Regions from separate parts of the Homo sapiens genome. Here all the other regions are linked to region 1. Evidence: chromatin contacts called from ENCODE Hi-C or POLR2A ChIA-PET data. All regions are on one chromosome and are shown on one strand. Each heading gives the region's core, a stretch centred on a gene start or an enhancer-like site at or near the end of the contact. The rest is flanking DNA. Distances are from core to core; before and after follow the strand shown.

Region 1 (4,197 bases), core at 848-3,347:
TCATCTGACCCTTCCAACTTCCTGTGCACTGTATATGTAATGAATGTGATTTCATCTGTGTATACCTACATGTATGTATATGTAAACAAATGAATATAGCATCATGATCTGGTTCTCCAAAGCAGAACCGGAACAGCAAAAAACAGAAAGCATTCAAATTCCCCCTTCTGAAAGCTACAAGATCTAAAGAAATGTCTGGATCCCACAAGAGACAACACCAGAGCCAAAGGAAGGTTCTAGTACAACAAGGAGCACACAAGCAACCTCTTCCAGGATGGCATGTGGGCGACACGGGTGTCTACACTCCCTTTTCTGAATGGAAAGGCATATGGCTTCTCCTTACCCAGCCAACATGAATACAATTTGAGAAAATTAGAAAAAGTCAAAGTAACAGGCTCACTAAATATGGCTGACTGCGAAGCAGAAGCCACAGAGGAGGATATGAGTTCTCTCAAAAAACAATCGGGAAGTTTATATCCAGGAAAGGTTCAAGGACTCTTGAGTGTGGGACGGACAAAGTCTGGTTCTCACTGCACAGAAGACAGTAATCAAAACATCAAAAAACAAGGCCACATGACCCTTTTCCCAGTGAGGTAGTGTCAACTGATGAAGGTTGCCCCCTCCTGAGACACAAGAGTCAAGTGGAGGCAAAAATATACCCCGGTCTTCCTCAGACACAGGAGCAACTAGTGTGGCCCCTTTTCACTCAAGCACTAGGCACAATGGAAGCCCTGCCCTACATCTTATTGGGGCGCCCACTCTCACCCAGACAAGGAACTCCGAGAAGAGAGAACAAGTCAGTGTAGACACACAAATGGCGAAAGGAGCACGGTGAACGTCCAGTTGTCTCCATAAGAAAAGGAGGGCAACTCAAAGGGTATTTAGGAAATGAGCTCGCCCTAACCCAGCAAAGTGTAAGAGTATGCATGATCTGGAAGAAGTGTCTGCTTTCCTATTTAGAAATGACTTCAGAGCTGCACAAGCCCCCACTATCCACTGGGTGAGGAAAGAAGAACATGGGCAGCCTGAGTCCCCTTGTCCTGGCAAAAAGGGTCAACGGAGAGTGTGCAGAGGCCCCAAAAGAATCCAAAGAAGATGAGCAGATCAGACGGACCCCTGTGCCAAGGAAGGATCGGGGTCACGGAAGGTAAAGGGCAAGGGAGTGTGGAGATCCTCACTTGCCATAGAAACGGAGACCCCACCCTCCTGGCTGTGAGGGTGCAAGGGCAAGAGTAGGATGTGAACGACTGCGAGGGGCGGGGATGCTGCGCAGGCCCCCTTCCCTTCCCGGGAAGCGAAGGGGGAGGGGTCACACGAGGCCCTTCGGCCGAGGGACGCTCGGCAGGACGGGGTCCCCCTGGCGGGGAGAAGCTCGGGGACCCCCCGCCCGCTCAGGGAGGTGTCCACGGGGCTGAAGAGGGTGCCGGAGAGAGTACATCTGGCCCTGCCCGCCGGAGAGCAGGGGGCCGGCGAGGGCTGAGCGCCGGCCGCTGCCGCCCGACGGGGACCGGCCCGGAGCAGTGGGGCGCGGGGCCAGGAGGACCCGAGGCGGATAAACTTTCCGCCCCGCGGCCCCCACCGTGGACCCAGCGCCGGGGGTGCGGGGGCCGCGCAGCGGGCTCGGGAGCGGCGGGGATGCCCGGTCCGGGTGGGGGAGGCGCCGGCCCTCCGCCGGCTCCTCCTCCTCGCTGGGCCCGGTCCCCGCCCCGCGAGCCCCCCGCCCCCTCCGGCCCCAGCCCGCCCCCGGGGGTGGGGTGTGGGGCGCCGCGCTCCGCCGGCCCCGCGAGTCACCTCAGGACTCGGCCGCGCTCCGCCCCCCCACCCCGCCGGCCCCCTCCCCGGCCGGGTCGCCCGCCCGCCCGCCCGCCGCGCCCCCGCGCTCCCGCCCGGCGCCGCCGATGCCCGGGATGTCCGGCGGGGCCGGGTCCCGCCGCCCGCCGCGCCGCCCCCCAGCCCCTCGCGCTCCGGCTCTTACCTTCCGGCTTGTTTTCGGCAGCCATTTCCCCTCCGCGCGCCACATCCTCCTCCTCCTCGCGACCGGGACCCCGAGCGCGCGCCTCGTACCGCCGCCGCCGCCGGCCCAGCCACCCCGCCGCCGCCGCGCACCCGCCCTGGCCCCGCCCCGCGGCCCACGCACAGCTCCCGTTGGGCCGTGCGGCTGCCACTCATCGCTCCCGCCGCCAATCGCCCCGCACCAGGGGTCTCACTACTCTCCGGGAGGAGCGTCCTATCCATCCGGCCCATTGGCTGGTCACCACCCAACGGACTGAAAGGATTGGTCAAGAATCAACGCCCCCTCCCCACCCACTCCCAGGAAAGCCCGCCTTCCGGACCTAAACAAAGCTTCCTAGTGGCCAGAACCCGAAAGAACTGTCCAATCAGGACGGGCCCGACACGGAATATTTCCTCGAGGCCGAGACGTGGCGTTTTGATTGGGCGTCACTACAGTGTTTCCCAGGCCGTCCAGACCAATCAAAGGGGGTTCCCGGAACTCGGGAGCGGCGAAGGGAAGCCCCGCCCCCGAGCGTGACCGTCATGAGGAAGGCGCTCCCTCATTGGCACGCTGGGGCTTTTCCCGCGTGCTCCCGGGGCTGAAGGACGTTCCCGGGGAAGCCGCTGCTGGCGCGTGGGGTCCCGGTGGCTGTGGGGGACGCGCCGGGATCTCCGGGATCCCGCAGCCCGCCGCCGCTGCCGGTGGGGAGCCGGACGCGGGGGGCCTCGGGGCTGAGGTCCGCAGGGGTGCCGCGCCCTGGAGTCCGACTGCCTAGGAGTCCGGGCGTCGCTGCCGGCCGTGGGGGAGGGGCGAGCCTCCCGCCAGGCCCCGCCCCCTCGGCGCCGCGTCCCCACGGCCCCGGCGCCGCCCGCCTGCGCCCGCCTCCTGTGCCCGCCCCCGGTGAGCTCCGTTGTCCCCTTTTCTGGCGGCTTAAAATACCGAAACTTTATTTTGGTCACGTTGCCCATGTGACCCGCGGAGCGGATGACTCATGGTTGCCTGTCCCAGGATGAGGCCGCCGGCCGAAAGCAGAGAAGCGCCAGCCCCGGCCGCCCGGGTGGAGCGCTGGGCAGCCGAGTTTCCCACCCTCCTCAATCCGGAGAGTCCGCGCGGGGCTTTTCCTAATAAATAGCCAGGCACCCGCTGCCCTCGCGCTGCGTACGGGAGCACGTGCCCCCCGGGAGGTGGGCGCCCGCCAGGTGCCCCGGGAACGAGCCTAGGAACCGGGTCCGCCGAGTGCGGCTCTCGGGGCGGCTAGGCGTGCGGGTGGCTGGGCAGCGCTCCCAGGGACCGGCCTCTCTCCGGAGAAAGTAAGGAATTCTGCTCCTGGGCAGGTAATACCGGAAACAAAAGGAGAGGCTGCAATCGCAAATTGTTTAAAAAGAAGAAAAAGGAAAGAAAAGTTGAATGTAAGAGCTCCAGCCCCTCAATGTGATCTTGTACGGTTTGCAGTAAGAACATTTCATTCTTCCGCATTTTATTTTTCCTTTTGCTACTGTTGGTGACAACTAGCAAAATAAGTGAAAAATCCTCGTTCAAGTGTTCTGGCATTAAGATTGACTGTCACACTGAATTCTGTGCCAATCCTAACAACATGTGTTCTTTTTCTGGTCTTCACAAGTAAGAATGTCTTAGGTTTTCCAGAAATAAAGATGTCCCAAAAGAATGTTTTGTGTTACACACTCATTCTTCAAGAAACTTTAATTTTATGAGCCTCAAAAATTGCAAAATTTTAACAACGGCGGGACAATATTTTATCGATTAGCATTCTTAATAGCACCTATGTTGACGATTTGTGTGGAGAAACGGATTCTTAAAAGAAGTGCTGGTGGCATTGTAAATTAGTATATTCCTTTCGAAAAGCAATTTTACAGTATGTATTAAAAGCCATAAAAATGTCTGCATCTTTTGACCCAGTGATCTTACTTCTGGGAATCTGTTCTAAGGAAATAACACTAAATGCCAGAAAAGCTGTATGTGTGAAGGTATTCTTCACAGGATCACTGTACTTAACTACAACAAAAAATTGGGAGCATCCTACATGTGCTAATATTGGGTATTTAGTAAATTGTGTTACATCTACACAGTGGAACATTATGGTAGTTGTAGACATCAGAAACAGAAAATCACCCATTGCTAGATAGAGGGGGCAATACCCAAAATTATGGTGTTCATTTATGAGGTGAGATGATAGGCTAAAAAAA
Region 2 (4,303 bases), core at 306-2,805, 5.4 Mb before region 1:
GGTGTGTTTTCCTCTTTGTTTGTTTGGTGATCACCTACTTGTCCTTCCAGTCACAGCTCCACTCGTGCTCTCCTGTGAAACCACCCTTGACCACACCCCAGCAAGCTGGGCAGGATAACATGGTACGTCTACAGACTATTAGCATAACACTTACTCCGGTATTAGTTGCTTACACGGCCCTCGCCTCTCTTAGTAATTGTGATACTAGCGGTTATGGAAAGATGACTTACACACTTTATCTTGCACCAGGTGGGGGGCAAGCTTTATGGTATGCTTATCCAGCTAATACGGGGTACAGCGGGTTCAAACCTGGTTTGGTGGCCTCTCCATAGCCAAGGGGCTCTTCTCAGCATGGAGCTCTCACACTGCTGAACTGTGTGATACCCGAGGGTAGGGGGACTTGCTCTTGGTTCCCTCTATTTCCCTTGATTGAGTCCCTTCTTGTGCATCTCCTGTATGTTCTGGCCCAGGAGATACCTAACGGGGGGCTTGATAAAGTTGAAGTGAATAAGGACCAAATACAGGATGAAGGGTACGCAGGAGGCGATGAAGGGATGAAGACTTGAGAGAATGAATGAATGAATGAATGAATGGGTACATGGATGTCCGGGTCAAGGCTCAGGAACCCAGTCCAGCCCAATCACTCCTAGGCCCTGTATACCCAACCCAGACTCCCAAGCCATGCATCTGGTAGACTCCCAGCCCCACAGCGCAGAAAAGTCCCCATTTGCTCCTTGTTGACAACACAGTCTTCAAGCAGAGATGGAACTGTGGCCCTCAGGTCCTCAACTCAGGGGCTGCATGTGCAGAATCTGAGCTCTTGGCCAGACACTCCCTGGAGCCTCTCCTCACTTCCCAGCTCAGTCTACAGCCCTCAGAGGTCCCCTGACATCTCCCACCCCAGTAGGTGGATGACTGCACTCCTGCAAGCGAGGGTGGAAGAAGGCAGGGCCACGGGCAGGCCACGTGTGCGAGGACAGCCGGTCTGTCCACTGACAGTTATTGAACACCTACTGTGTACCGGGCATTCTAGTGGATCTTTTGGAGGAGTGGCTTTCCAGCTTCAACCAGCATAAGAATCATCTGGAAGGCTTGTGAAACATGCAGAGTCCTGGGCCCCACGCCCATGTCTGTTGAGGGCCTAATATCTGGCTTTTTAATGGACTCCTCAGTGACTGAGGGGCACCTGCTGAGAAACCGTACAGAGGGTTGAGGTGCAGCAGGTGCTGTGTGTGGCTGAGGGCAGTTTGGAAGGCTGAGCTGTGGTTGTGCTGGGAGGGGCTCTTTCCACCATGGGGAGGTCTCCATGCAATATTCTTTTTGGAGTGAGCTTTCAGAGCCAGCCACAAAGCCAACTCCTTCTGACCTGGCCTCAGGGTCCCAGTGGGAATCTATCTTACAGGGTTGCTTGGACAGCGGGAACCCTACTCCTTCCCTGCTTAAGGCTGGCCCACAGCCAGGGCAAGTAACCTTTTCTTGTCCCTCAGTCCTGCTTATCTCAGCGCCCTGAATGTGCCGGGCCAGCCCCTTGATGACTCATGTCCTAAAATCACGAACAGGAAGCAGCATTTGGTGTTAGCCACAGCTCTACAACTGCCTGCTTCATCTGGCCCTCCTACCGGTCCTCCTCCCTTCCCTGGGGCCACATCTTGGGCTGAGCTGGCCATACCATGCTGTGGGCTGGGGGCACCGAGAAACACCAGCTCTTGTCCCCATCTCCTTCCAAAGAAGAGGAGGGCCTGGGGGTGCAGCACCCCCTCTCTCCCAGTACTCAAAGAGGACCACAGGCAATTTGGGGAAGGAAGCCAAGAGAGCCTCCAGGCCTCCTTCTCCCCTTGCTTCACTAAAACCTCCCTGTTCTGAGTGGCCTCTTCCCAGGACTCAACGCCAGAATCAGTCCCAGACCTTCTGGAGAAGACCCTTGGTTTCTAAACCCAGCAAGTGGGACTAGCTAAGTCTCAGGAATCCCCATTCTAGCCCCCTTCCTGTGTGACCTTGGGCTAGTGCCTACCCCTCTCTGGGCTTCAGCATCCTCATGTGTGACATGAGGAGTTGGATTTCAGGGGAAGCAGGCTGGTTTCCCCCCATATGCAGCTCCACTTGGTGATGGCTGCCTAGGGCTCTGTGTTGAGAAGGACTCTGAGCCTGGGCTCTGCAGGAAAGGATGCAGGATGGAGCAGCCCGGTGTGCCCTGGGCGGGAAGGGGTTGGCCTCAGCACAAACACCTGGCCTTTGCCATCTCTGGATTAGACCAAGTGCCCCTCTTGTCCTGAAGTTGTGTGGAGTGGGGTGCAGATGTGTGGGGTGGGTGCACCAGATGTGTGCGGTGGGGCACAGCAGGGCTAGGCTTGACTCCAAACCCCTGCCTTTATCGGCACAAGGCAGGTCTTGCCTGACCTGTGGGAATGATTGCCCAGGTAGAGGGGTGCACAGTTTGCCCTTTATGCAGAGCCTTTTCCTGACAGGAAATTCTCCTTTTCATCCTACTGCAAAGCACACTGCTGTATTTTACACACAGCAGTAACATTTTTTTTTTTTGAGACAGGGTCTCACTCTGCCACCCAGGTTGGAGTGCAGTGGCGCAATCACAGCTCGCTGCAGCCTCAACCTCCTGGTCTCAAGTGATCTTCCCACCTCAGCCTCCTGAGTAGGTGGGACCACAGGTGCATGCCACCATGCCTGGCTAATGTATTTTTTGTAGAGACGGGTTTTCGCCATGTTACCCAGGCTGTTTTCGAATTCCTAGGCTCAAATGATCCTCCCACTTCTGCCTTCCAAAGTACTAGGATTATAGGTGTTAGCCACCATGCCCAGCCTTTTTTGTTGTTGTTGTTGAGACAGAGTTTCGATCTGTCGCCCAGGCTGGAGTGAAATGGCTTGATCTTGGCTCACTGCAACCTCCGCCTCCCCCAGCTTCAAGCGATTCTCCTGCCTCAGCCTCCCAAGTAGCTGGGATTACAGGTGCCCACCACCATGCCTGGCTAATTTTTTGCATTTTCTTTAGCAGAGACGGGGTTTCGCCATGTTGGCCAGGCTGGTCTCAAACTCCTGAGCTCAAAAGTGATCCACCCACTTCAGTAGCCTCCCAAAGTGCTGGAATTACAGGCATGAGCCACCATGCCCAGCCTTTTTTTTTTTTTTTAAGTTTTCTTCTAGTTACACTTTATCTTATTATTTTTAATAGTAGAGAAGGGTTTCACTATGTTGCCCAGGCCAGTCTCAAACTTCTGAGCTCAAGTGATCCACCCACCTAGGCCTCCAAAAGTGCTGGGATTACAGGCCCCACTACACCCAGCCTCCCAGCAGTAACCTTTTTAACCCTACATTATCTTTGTTTAGATTTTTTTTTTTAGAAATTAAAAAAATTAAAGCATCATATAAAAAATCCATATTCCACTACCCAGAACTGACCAGTGGTAACAGCCAGGGTTGCCCTCACTCCTCCCTGAGCCCGCTGGCCCGGCCGCCCTTGCTGGAACACACAAAGCATTCTCCCACCTTGAGGCCTTCGCACTGGCAGTTCCCTCTGCCTGGATCACCTTTCCTCCAGATACCTGCATGACTCACTTCCCCTTATCAGTCTCTGCTCAAATGCCACATCCTCAGAGAGGCATCCCTGGCACCCCGCCCCCGCCCCCCCGCCCCCAACCAAAATAGCTACTTTACTTTTCTTAATAGCAGTTGTTATAATTTCTCTTTGGATCTGTTTATCATCTGTTTCTCCCATGAAGGCAGGGAACTTGTCTGTTTTGTTTTGCTCTCTGCTGGGTCCCCAGCAGCTAAGAAGCTGCACAGATATCAAATATATATATATAAAATGTGTGTGTATATATATACATAAATTTTTTTTTTTTTTTGAGATGGAGTCCCGCTCTGTTGCCCAGGCTGGAGTGCAGTGGTGTGATCTCAGCTCACTGCAACCTCTGCCTCCTGGGTTCAAGTGATTCTCATGCCTCAGCCTCCCAAGTAGCTGAGATTACAGGCATGTGTCACCATGCCTGGACAATTTTTTTTTTTTTTTTTTTGAGACGGAGTCTCTCTCTATTGCCCAGGCTGGAGAGCAATGGCGCGATCTTGGCTCACTGCAACCTCCGCCTGCCAGGTTCAAGCCATTCTCCTGCCTCAGCCTCCTGAGTAGCTGGGATTACAGGCATGTGCCACCACGCCTGGCTAATTTTTGTATTTTTAGGTAGAGACGGAGTTTCACCATGTTGGTCAGGCTGGTCTCGAACTCCTGACCTCGTGATCCGCCCGCCTCGGCCTCCCAAAGTGCTGGGATTACAGGCGTGAGCCACCTCGCCCG
Region 3 (4,087 bases), core at 479-2,978, 6.9 Mb before region 1:
GACACCTAGAAAATAAAATCAGTATTTTTATAATGTATCATGGTTATTTTAAAGATTGAAACCATTAAAATCGCTTAAGTTTCACAAAACAGTTAAAAGGCTAGACTGCCTAAATCAAGCTAATGTTAAAATAGCCTGAGATCAAGTTAAATTAAGTCAAGTCCTCAATGGGGATTTTTATTTTTCTTCTTTATACTCTTCTGTTCTATAAAGAACCTATATTGTTTTACGATTAGAAAAAAATGTTTTATATACTTTTAAAATGTTTTACATGTAACACTACCCGTACAGTAGGATCACAAATACTTGAATAACACAGTCACAACAACTGAAGAGAAAAAATATTGGAATGGAGTGAAACTACAACTGATTTTTGAACTCCTCTGTCTGCTTGTTTATAAAGTTCAAATTGTCTCTAATGAACATGACTTGTTCTTATAAAGGGTTAGAAATATAGTTTTATGAATAAATAGTTTTGAAGTTCATTTGCTTTAAAGTAGAAAACCCTTTCCTGCCTAACTAAGCTTCCTGAAAACTTAGCTACTGGAACGGCTCACTTTTCAGAGTTTCTAACAGCCAAAATAGCTGTTCATCCACAGTATTCTTAGGGTTGTTTCTATTTACTATGCACTGACCATAACGGAAAGCGATATAATGAGCAAGCAGACAGTAAAATGGCAGGAGTCTGGCCCAGCAGTCAACAGCATCACTTTAGATCGGTTCCCTCACCTTTTGGCTTCAGTTTCCTCATATACAGAATGGGGGGTAAAGGCTGGGCCAGTCCTATCCTGCTAGGATGTACAAATTCCACTTCTCTGTAAGTCCGCTATGTAAGTCAACAATCAGTTGAGCTATAAAATCAACCACTTTCATTTGAACAATATGTTCAAACTGCTCAATGAATAAGTTTCCAATGAGAATTTTTAAAAGCATGTATTAAAATTTTTTCATACATATGTACATATAAATTGGGATATCGGAAGTACATCTAAAAAAAAGAAACAGGGATATAAATATGATATATTCCAAGACTGTATTTTGACTAAAGTTTTACAATTTACTTCCTTAGCTTCTGTCTAAAGATTAGGCCACATAAAAACCAAACACACACGCGCCTGGTTTGTGTTCAAGGAGAAATCCCAGCCAGAAGAATTTAGATACACTCACAGCATGTCATTCATTCAAGTATCTACTGAGGGTCCACAAAGTATCTGGTACTGGAGGCACAAAGATACATAAGAAATAAAGGCACTCACAAGCAATAACAGAGCCAAGTGTAAAAATATTACAAAACAATGAAGTGAATATAATGGTACAATCATGCTCCTCATGGTGAAATCAGAGAGAAGGGAACAACACGTTCTGTGGGGTGAGGCTCAGCAGGGAGACTCAGAGGAGGAGGACACTCAGGCAAGAGGGATGGGACCTACGTGTGTGTGTGTGTGTTTGTGTGTGTGTCTGTTTGTGTGTTCCTGGTTTTATTTTTACAACCCATGTCCAACCTGGATTCTTGACTAGAAAATGCATCAACACCATATAATCTTCTAAGTCAAGGGTAAATTGCTGCTTTTATGGTGCGCTCCCTACCTGACATGCCCCTGCAGGAAGCCTCACTGCCACCTGCTCTTTACTGCCTGACTTGCTCCGTGACAGGAGGAGCACTCACCAATCCGGGTCTTGTCAACAGCAGAAGGGAAAAGCCTCACTTCCTCCGGAAGTCCTCGCAGCACATGTTCGGGTACCTCAGCCAGGGTCTCGGTGGCCGCCACAGGCTCAGTAGTGTTCTGCAAGTCAAGAAATGGAAGGATCACAGCAAAAGAAAGAAAACTCAAATCATGGGTTTTTTTTTTTTTCTGGTTCAATAAGCAAGTATGCAAAAATGTAACCGAAACCTGAAGCTGGCAAGACAGACCAAAACGATGATGTCAAGCATTTGAGGAGCTGCTTTGATGCTTGTTTGTAACTGTCCAAAGGAAACCACTGCAACCTTCAAGCATGTCTGTGTTACTCTATTTTGTTCCAGCCACCTGTGGCCATTTCCAAAATATGATAATCTCTGCCACCATACTGCTTTAAACACAAATAGAATCTGGCAGCAAAATATAGCATAAGCTTACTTCTAAATCAAAGGCTACCATCAGTACCTTAGCACATTTAAAAAATAAAAACCAACACTGCCCACTTCAATGAATGCTTTCAGCACACACCACAAAGGCTACTGGGGCCCTCCAACCCTGCCCCATCCATGTTGCCCTCCAGCAACAACCCCTAACTGGATGGGGCTTGAATATTCCACCCCAAAACACGACAACTTATTGTGGTCCCTTACTGCAAGTGCCACCTTTCCAGGAAACAGTAATTTACCACTGTTTACCAAGTCACTAAACAGCAAAGTCACCAGGATATCACAGAGTTGCTAAGAAACAGAGAATTTTTTTAAATTATTTATCAAAGTTTAGGCTGGAATTCATCATAATCTTAAGAAAAGATTACTATTAGATATGTATGTAAGGAAGGGAGAGATTTGAGCCAACTGGGAGAATATGACTGTTATTTTCTCATTAACTTTCAAATCAAAGGAACACCAAGGGTCTAGTAACCAGTACACCATATATCCTACGGAGCTGATGTGCACATCACGGCACTGCTAAGAATGATAGGCTTTGTAGTCTGAGTGTGTTTCATTTCACTGCACAGGGAAACACTTCTCCAGGACTTTTAAATGAACCAACACAGGCAAAAGTAAACCCCAAACAAAAAAGATTAATTTTTCCCACAACCAGGAAGCTCTTGTCGTCTTCAAGAATATATGTACCAAGAAAAGAATATCATCCAAACTGGCATACTCTCAGCATTTCAATTTTTGGCTTATTAATTATCAACAGTCTACTTCAAGAGAAATAAATCTCACAGTCATTATAAACATGGTCATCTACTCTCTGGCCTGCTTCAAGCTCGAGAGCCCAAGAGAGGGCATCTAGAGACAGGTTTGTCTCTCGTGCAGAGCCGAGCCAACTGAGCCTCCATTTCAGACACACAAATGCTTTGTTCCTGCTTGATTTACACCTTTGTCCCAACAATATCCCTGAAACATTTTCCAAAACATAAGATAGCCAATTAGCCCCAGAAAATGGTCTTATGGTATTTTTAATTAGCTAAAGTGTGAATAAATTAACCATAGACATTTTTCACTTCTAAATATAGTGTCCCCATTTTTAAATTCTTAATCTATAAGCTGGATTTTTGGAAATGTGAACAATTTATTTCCAAAGAGGGAAAAGGTATTACACTGGTAGTTGGCATTGGCATCCTAAGCTACATAATGATTATTTCATAACACTGATAAAGTAAGTGACATTAACAAATATTAGCCAGAGTGATGTCCTATCAGCACTGGCCATTTAGTAAAGTAAAAGGGGATTTTCTTCTTCCGTCTCAGCTGGGACCCTAGGCAAACACTCAGCACCATTTATCCTCCCCAGGAGCACAGCCGCTTTGAAAAGTCACCATGTCTGCTAACCTAAACGGATACTTCCAGGCACTTTCACAGTAATTCTAATGACAACTTCGTATTTACTGAGAACTTCCTCGCTCAAGGCACTGTGCTGTCTTACATGCTGGGTAGAATGTACTCCAAATAGTCCAAGAGACAGGTATTATCAGTGTCTCCCCCTCTCCACACAGAGCAGGGAATTAGAGCTTAGAGACATTGCTTAAAGGGCTCAAAGCCTGGATCTGAATATCTGTCTGATTCGAGTGCCTATAGTCAGTCCTAATCATCAAGGAGTTTTCACTTAAGATTCTGCTGGAATATCATCTAAGAACCTCTGACCTAAAACTTCCAGATTTCCATGGAAATGTCAGCAGGAGATGGTGCTTAAGGCAGGAATGGTCACTCCCACAAGAAATGTGTAACTTGAGTACAAGTTAGAGATCACATGTATTAAAATTTCTGAAGCGCCCGAGAACATGAAGGACCTCAGCAGAGAAGCCATGGGAAAAAGAAATACCAAAAAATCCTATGTATTTGTTTATCTGTTTTAAGTCAACCCATTATTTTTTGTCTTTTTTTTCTTTTAAATTACTC
Region 4 (3,683 bases), core at 516-3,015, 5.0 Mb before region 1:
AAGGTTGTGGAAAATTACCTAATGATACAAAAAGTATAATAAAGGGGGTGAGTGGGACAGGTTAAAATAGATGATTTAGTGGAATCTCATTTTTGTTACTTAAAAAAAGCATGTATCATGTATATAAAAGCATGGGTAAGGATGTAGAAAGATACTTAGTAAGGTGTTAACAGTCATCTTTTAATGAATGGAGTTATAGGCTTTTCTCTACCTTCTTTATTACGTTTAAGAATTTAATGATAAAAAGTCACGCATGTTGTTTCACCCCAGCAGTGTTGGCTTTACTAAAAACACATACTCTAAGAATCCCATACATGAAAGGTGGAACTTAATCAAGAACATGTCAGAGAGAAGCTGCTTGAGCAAGAAAATATCTGAAAAGCAAGCTCTCCTAGAAGAGAAGCAAGGCCTCCTTAACAGTTTATAAGCACACACCTGTTAGGGGCACATACTGCCTGCCAGTGCCTTTCACTCTAAGTCTCTCTGTAAGCTGTAAAAGCAAACAGTTTAATGGCAAATACATACTCTATCCAGGTTAAGGTGCCACAGATTTATAAACGTGTAAAAACACCAGACCTTGTTTTGGGGTTAAGGTGAGAAAAGGGCTTGCTAAACAGTCTCTTTCCTAGAAGGAAGTTCTCTTACCCACTCACTCCCTGGGACAGAAGGTCAAAGAGCATCTCTGGTTGGAATCATAATGCTTCGGCCTGAAGTGACCAGGCCACTCACTACTTTAGTTGCCCAAGCAGTATCAAAGGAGCTCACCTCATAGTCTTTCCTTGGAAGAATCTCATCCTCCTCCTCCTGTGTTTCTCCAAGGATGGTCTAGAAAAACAGATCCGCAGAGGGAGCCTTTTTTAGTGGTTAGGAGTGGAAGGAGGCAGAAGTATTTACTGAAATCAGTGGCTAGCTTCTAAATCATCTGGAGCCATTATCAAATAGGAACCAGCCCTCAAAAAAAACCTTTCAGGGGTGAGGGACCATGTGGGTGAGGATCTACAGCCATCAGCTGAGCTCTTCATTTCCACTGATAGTCTCCAAATAACCACCCTCCTCTTCAGGACACCTCAAAGATGTCCAACGCCAGCTGAAAAGGGGGGTAAAAATGCAGGTTCCATTTGACAGTGTGACGTATCTGAAATCAGAAAGGACTTGTCAACTCTGGGAACACAACTCAAGTTTTCCCAGGATGCTTTGCAGGGGGAAGCTGGACTGTCAGTGACCCAGAAAGGGTGAGGGATAGAGTGAGAAAGGACTGGAGAAGCTAAAACAGCAGCATGATAAGCACAAAGTCCTGTGAGGAAGCTCATTCTGAAAACGCTTGTTTCATTCCAAACTCTTTTCAGATGGAAATAAAAGGAAACATGGGTGGGATTTACTGGAGCTGGCCTGGATTCTCCCTCAGATTCCAGGAGGGGTTATGAGAAAAGACCCCAGACTTAGGCACGTGAAGCAGGGTAGACGCTTCGAGAGCCCTGGCTGCGGTCCCCAGGCCCCACCCGCTGCCACCTGCGGGCCCAGATTGGCCCGGCCCCACCCCCGGCAACGCCTCTCTCAGTCCCTTAGCAACCGCCCCCTCCCCAGGCCGACTCCGCCGGCTTCTTACCAGCTCCTCGGGGGTGCGGGTCTCACGCTCACCGCAGCAGCAGCACCACCTGCAGCAGCAGCACAGAGACCCCCTGCACCCCGCCATCTTCCTCCTTTACTGCCACTCTGGACCCCTCTACCAACCCCCTCCCAGCCAGGATCTGCGCCTCACGTGACTGGCCCCGGGACGGTCACGTGGCCCTCTCGAGCTCTGGGACTGAGACCAGGAGTGGCTGCAGACGGGTGGGGCGAGGACTCGCGTCACATGACGATAAAGGCACGGCCTCCAACGAGACCTGTGGGCACGGCCATGTTGGGGGCGGGGCTTCCGGTCACCCGCGCCGGTGGTTTCCGCCCTGTAGGCCCGCCTCTCCAGCAACCTGACACCTGCGCCGCGCCCCTTCACTGCGTTCCCCGCCCCTGCAGCGGCCACAGTGGTGCGGCCGGCGGCCGAGCGTTCTGAGTCACCCGGGACTGGAGGGTGAGTGACGGCGAGGCCGGGGTCGCCGGGAGGGAGATCCTGGAGCCGGCAAACAACCTCCCGGGGGCAAGGACGTGCTTGTGGGCGGGGAGCGCTGGAGGCCGGCCTGCCTCTCTTCTTGGGGGGGGCTGCCGCCTCCCTTGCGCACCCTTCGCGGGATTAGTGTAACTCCCAATGGCTACCACTTCCAGCGACCGCCAACCCTCAAGCGAAGACTGACTTTGGCTCCCTGCCTGGACGGAGGGGCCCCTGAGCCAGGGGTGACGATCCCGCCCCTCTGACCGGCCCAGGCCCGTGTCCTCGCCCCCATCGGTGACTCAGTGACCTGGTGACTGGATTCTCGGCCACCTGGGCGCCGAGACGGCTTCCGGCTCCTGCCTTTTAAACCTGCCTCCCCGGCGATCACCTGGAGAAGAGCGCTGGGCCCGGGGCACTGCGGTCCCTGGCGCCCACTGCGTCCCGCTGCGCACGGGGGTCCGCCGGGACCTTTCTGGGAGTCGTAGGCTTAGTATCCCAGTGCTTGGCGCAGACTAGTTGTTCAGTAAGTGGCAGAGGCTTATTTTGAGAGAGTGGCAGCACCTGGCCCTTTGGCGCTCAGTGAATGTTGGCTATCACCGTGTGCCAAACTCTGGGGATACCCCAGGCAGGACACCGGTCCTGTCTCAGGGAACTGGGGAAAGAGAAAGGAGACAGGCCTTTTCACCCACAGTTACAACCCAGGGTGCTATGGGAGTCCAGCTGATAACGGATAAATCGTGGGAGTTGGCTTACAAATATGGCACATGCGTGGCATATACTAGGAATGCAATAAGTCTTTGAAAATCAGAGGGTTTACAGGTGGTTCAGCTTCCTCCTACTCTAGGTTCTGTTCCAGCAAGCAATTAACGAGGTGCGCCCTTAAACGCTGGAGGAAAGCCAACTGGCTGCTCTTGCTGTTACTCCTCCCCCCCGCCCCCGTTCCTCACTCCCCACAGCCATCCCCACTGAGAATCTGGAGTTTGAGGTCAGAATGAAAGAGAGCAGCCCTAGAGGGAGAAAGCTTTGGCCCAGGGTTCTTAGTCTGGAATCAACTCCTTGTCTTTGGATGTATCCCCGTGTAGTCTGTGCACCTGTGTGTGTATTTCAGGGGAAGGGAGCAGTGCATTTAATCAGATTGTCAAAAGAGTCTAAGACCCCAAATGGTTAGGTACACAGGGTTAGTGGTGGACAGTCTGAAAGAAATGAACCTCACCTGGGCTTTCCTCTGTTGTGCCATGTCACCACACACCCATTCACTACTGTGTGTTTGCCCATTGCTGTGCAAGTGTTTTGTTTGTTTTTAAGTGTTTGTCTTATTTTCTTAACCAGACTGCCAGATGACCCTATGCCCTCTGTTGGCCTGTCTGTGCCCTGGTGGCTCTGATTACTTGTTTCTGTTTTTTGTTTTTGTTTTTTTTTTTGAGATGGAGTTTTGCTTTTGTCGCCCAGGCTGGAGTGCTATGGCACAATCTTGGTTCACTGCAACCTCTGCCTTCCGGGTTCAAGCGATTCTCCTGCCTCAGCCTCCAGAGTAGCTGGGATTACAGGCGCCCGCCACCAAACCTGGCTAATTTTTATATTTTTAGTAGAGTCGGGA

The links. A loop is a pair of places that touch in the nucleus more often than their neighbours do. ChIA-PET counts read pairs that join two places held with the same protein, here RNA polymerase II (POLR2A). Pooled maps may share reads with other maps.
Region 2: a loop to region 1 is called in a pooled map, with 7 times the contacts of the local background. The contact joins the enhancer-like site here to the promoter of CAMTA1 in region 1. A Hi-C loop is called at or near these places in 5 of 50 pooled maps. POLR2A ChIA-PET finds 5 or more read pairs at or near these places in 2 of 52 experiments (GM10248 and Panc1).
Region 3: a pooled map shows a loop between it and region 1 (16-fold over the local background). The contact joins the enhancer-like site here to the promoter of CAMTA1 in region 1. A Hi-C loop is called at or near these places in 6 of 50 pooled maps.
Region 4: a map of CD4-positive, alpha-beta T cell shows a loop between it and region 1 (17-fold over the local background). The contact joins the promoter of CLCN6 here to the promoter of CAMTA1 in region 1. A Hi-C loop is called at or near these places in 2 of 168 maps with a recorded cell type or tissue (CD4-positive, alpha-beta T cell and CD8-positive, alpha-beta T cell) and 8 of 50 pooled maps. POLR2A ChIA-PET finds 5 or more read pairs at or near these places in 1 of 52 experiments (activated T-cell).

What each region holds. Positions count from the first base shown.
Region 1 is chr1:6,783,354-6,787,550 of GRCh38, reverse strand. CAMTA1 (calmodulin binding transcription activator 1) reads right to left here and starts at 2,097. Exons shown (of 23, transcript NM_015215.4): 1 at 1,976-2,097. The coding sequence starts at 2,020. CAMTA1-DT (CAMTA1 divergent transcript) reads left to right here and starts at 2,571. Exons shown (of 3, transcript NR_149049.1): 1 at 2,571-2,893; 2 at 3,328-3,402; 3 at 3,506-3,659. RefSeq lists silencers at 1,345-1,524, 1,535-1,804, 2,015-2,174, 2,515-2,924, 3,055-3,114 and 1 more and enhancers at 2,380-3,054, 3,055-3,731.
Region 2 is chr1:12,159,248-12,163,550 of GRCh38, reverse strand. No RefSeq gene overlaps it. Among named protein-coding and RNA genes, the nearest start is that of MIR7846, 5.5 kb to the left of the region's middle. RefSeq lists enhancers at 381-480, 910-1,039, 1,550-1,689, 1,198-1,707, 1,708-2,217 and 2 more. Within about 2 kb of position 1,555, at least 27 of the 41 ENCODE cell types and tissues checked have a DNase peak (open chromatin) inside an H3K27ac peak, as active enhancers do; they include Panc1, where a contact is called at or near this core.
Region 3 is chr1:13,728,697-13,732,783 of GRCh38, reverse strand. It overlaps PRDM2 (PR/SET domain 2), which reads right to left. Exons shown (of 10, transcript NM_001393986.1): 3 at 1,667-1,784; 4 at 1-5. Among named protein-coding and RNA genes, the nearest start is that of PRDM2, 31 kb to the right of the region's middle. RefSeq lists enhancers at 1,274-1,363, 1,584-1,643, 1,704-2,013. Within about 2 kb of position 1,728, at least 17 of the 41 ENCODE cell types and tissues checked have a DNase peak (open chromatin) inside an H3K27ac peak, as active enhancers do.
Region 4 is chr1:11,804,273-11,807,955 of GRCh38, reverse strand. It overlaps CLCN6 (chloride voltage-gated channel 6), which reads right to left and starts at 1,765. Exons shown (of 23, transcript NM_001286.5): 1 at 1,607-1,765; 2 at 766-825. The coding sequence starts at 1,693. MTHFR (methylenetetrahydrofolate reductase) reads left to right here and starts at 1,992. Exons shown (of 12, transcript NM_005957.5): 1 at 1,992-2,068. RefSeq lists enhancers at 1,218-1,287, 1,738-1,817, 1,828-1,937, 1,135-2,120, 3,417-3,683 and silencers at 1,468-1,517, 2,188-2,237, 2,258-2,307.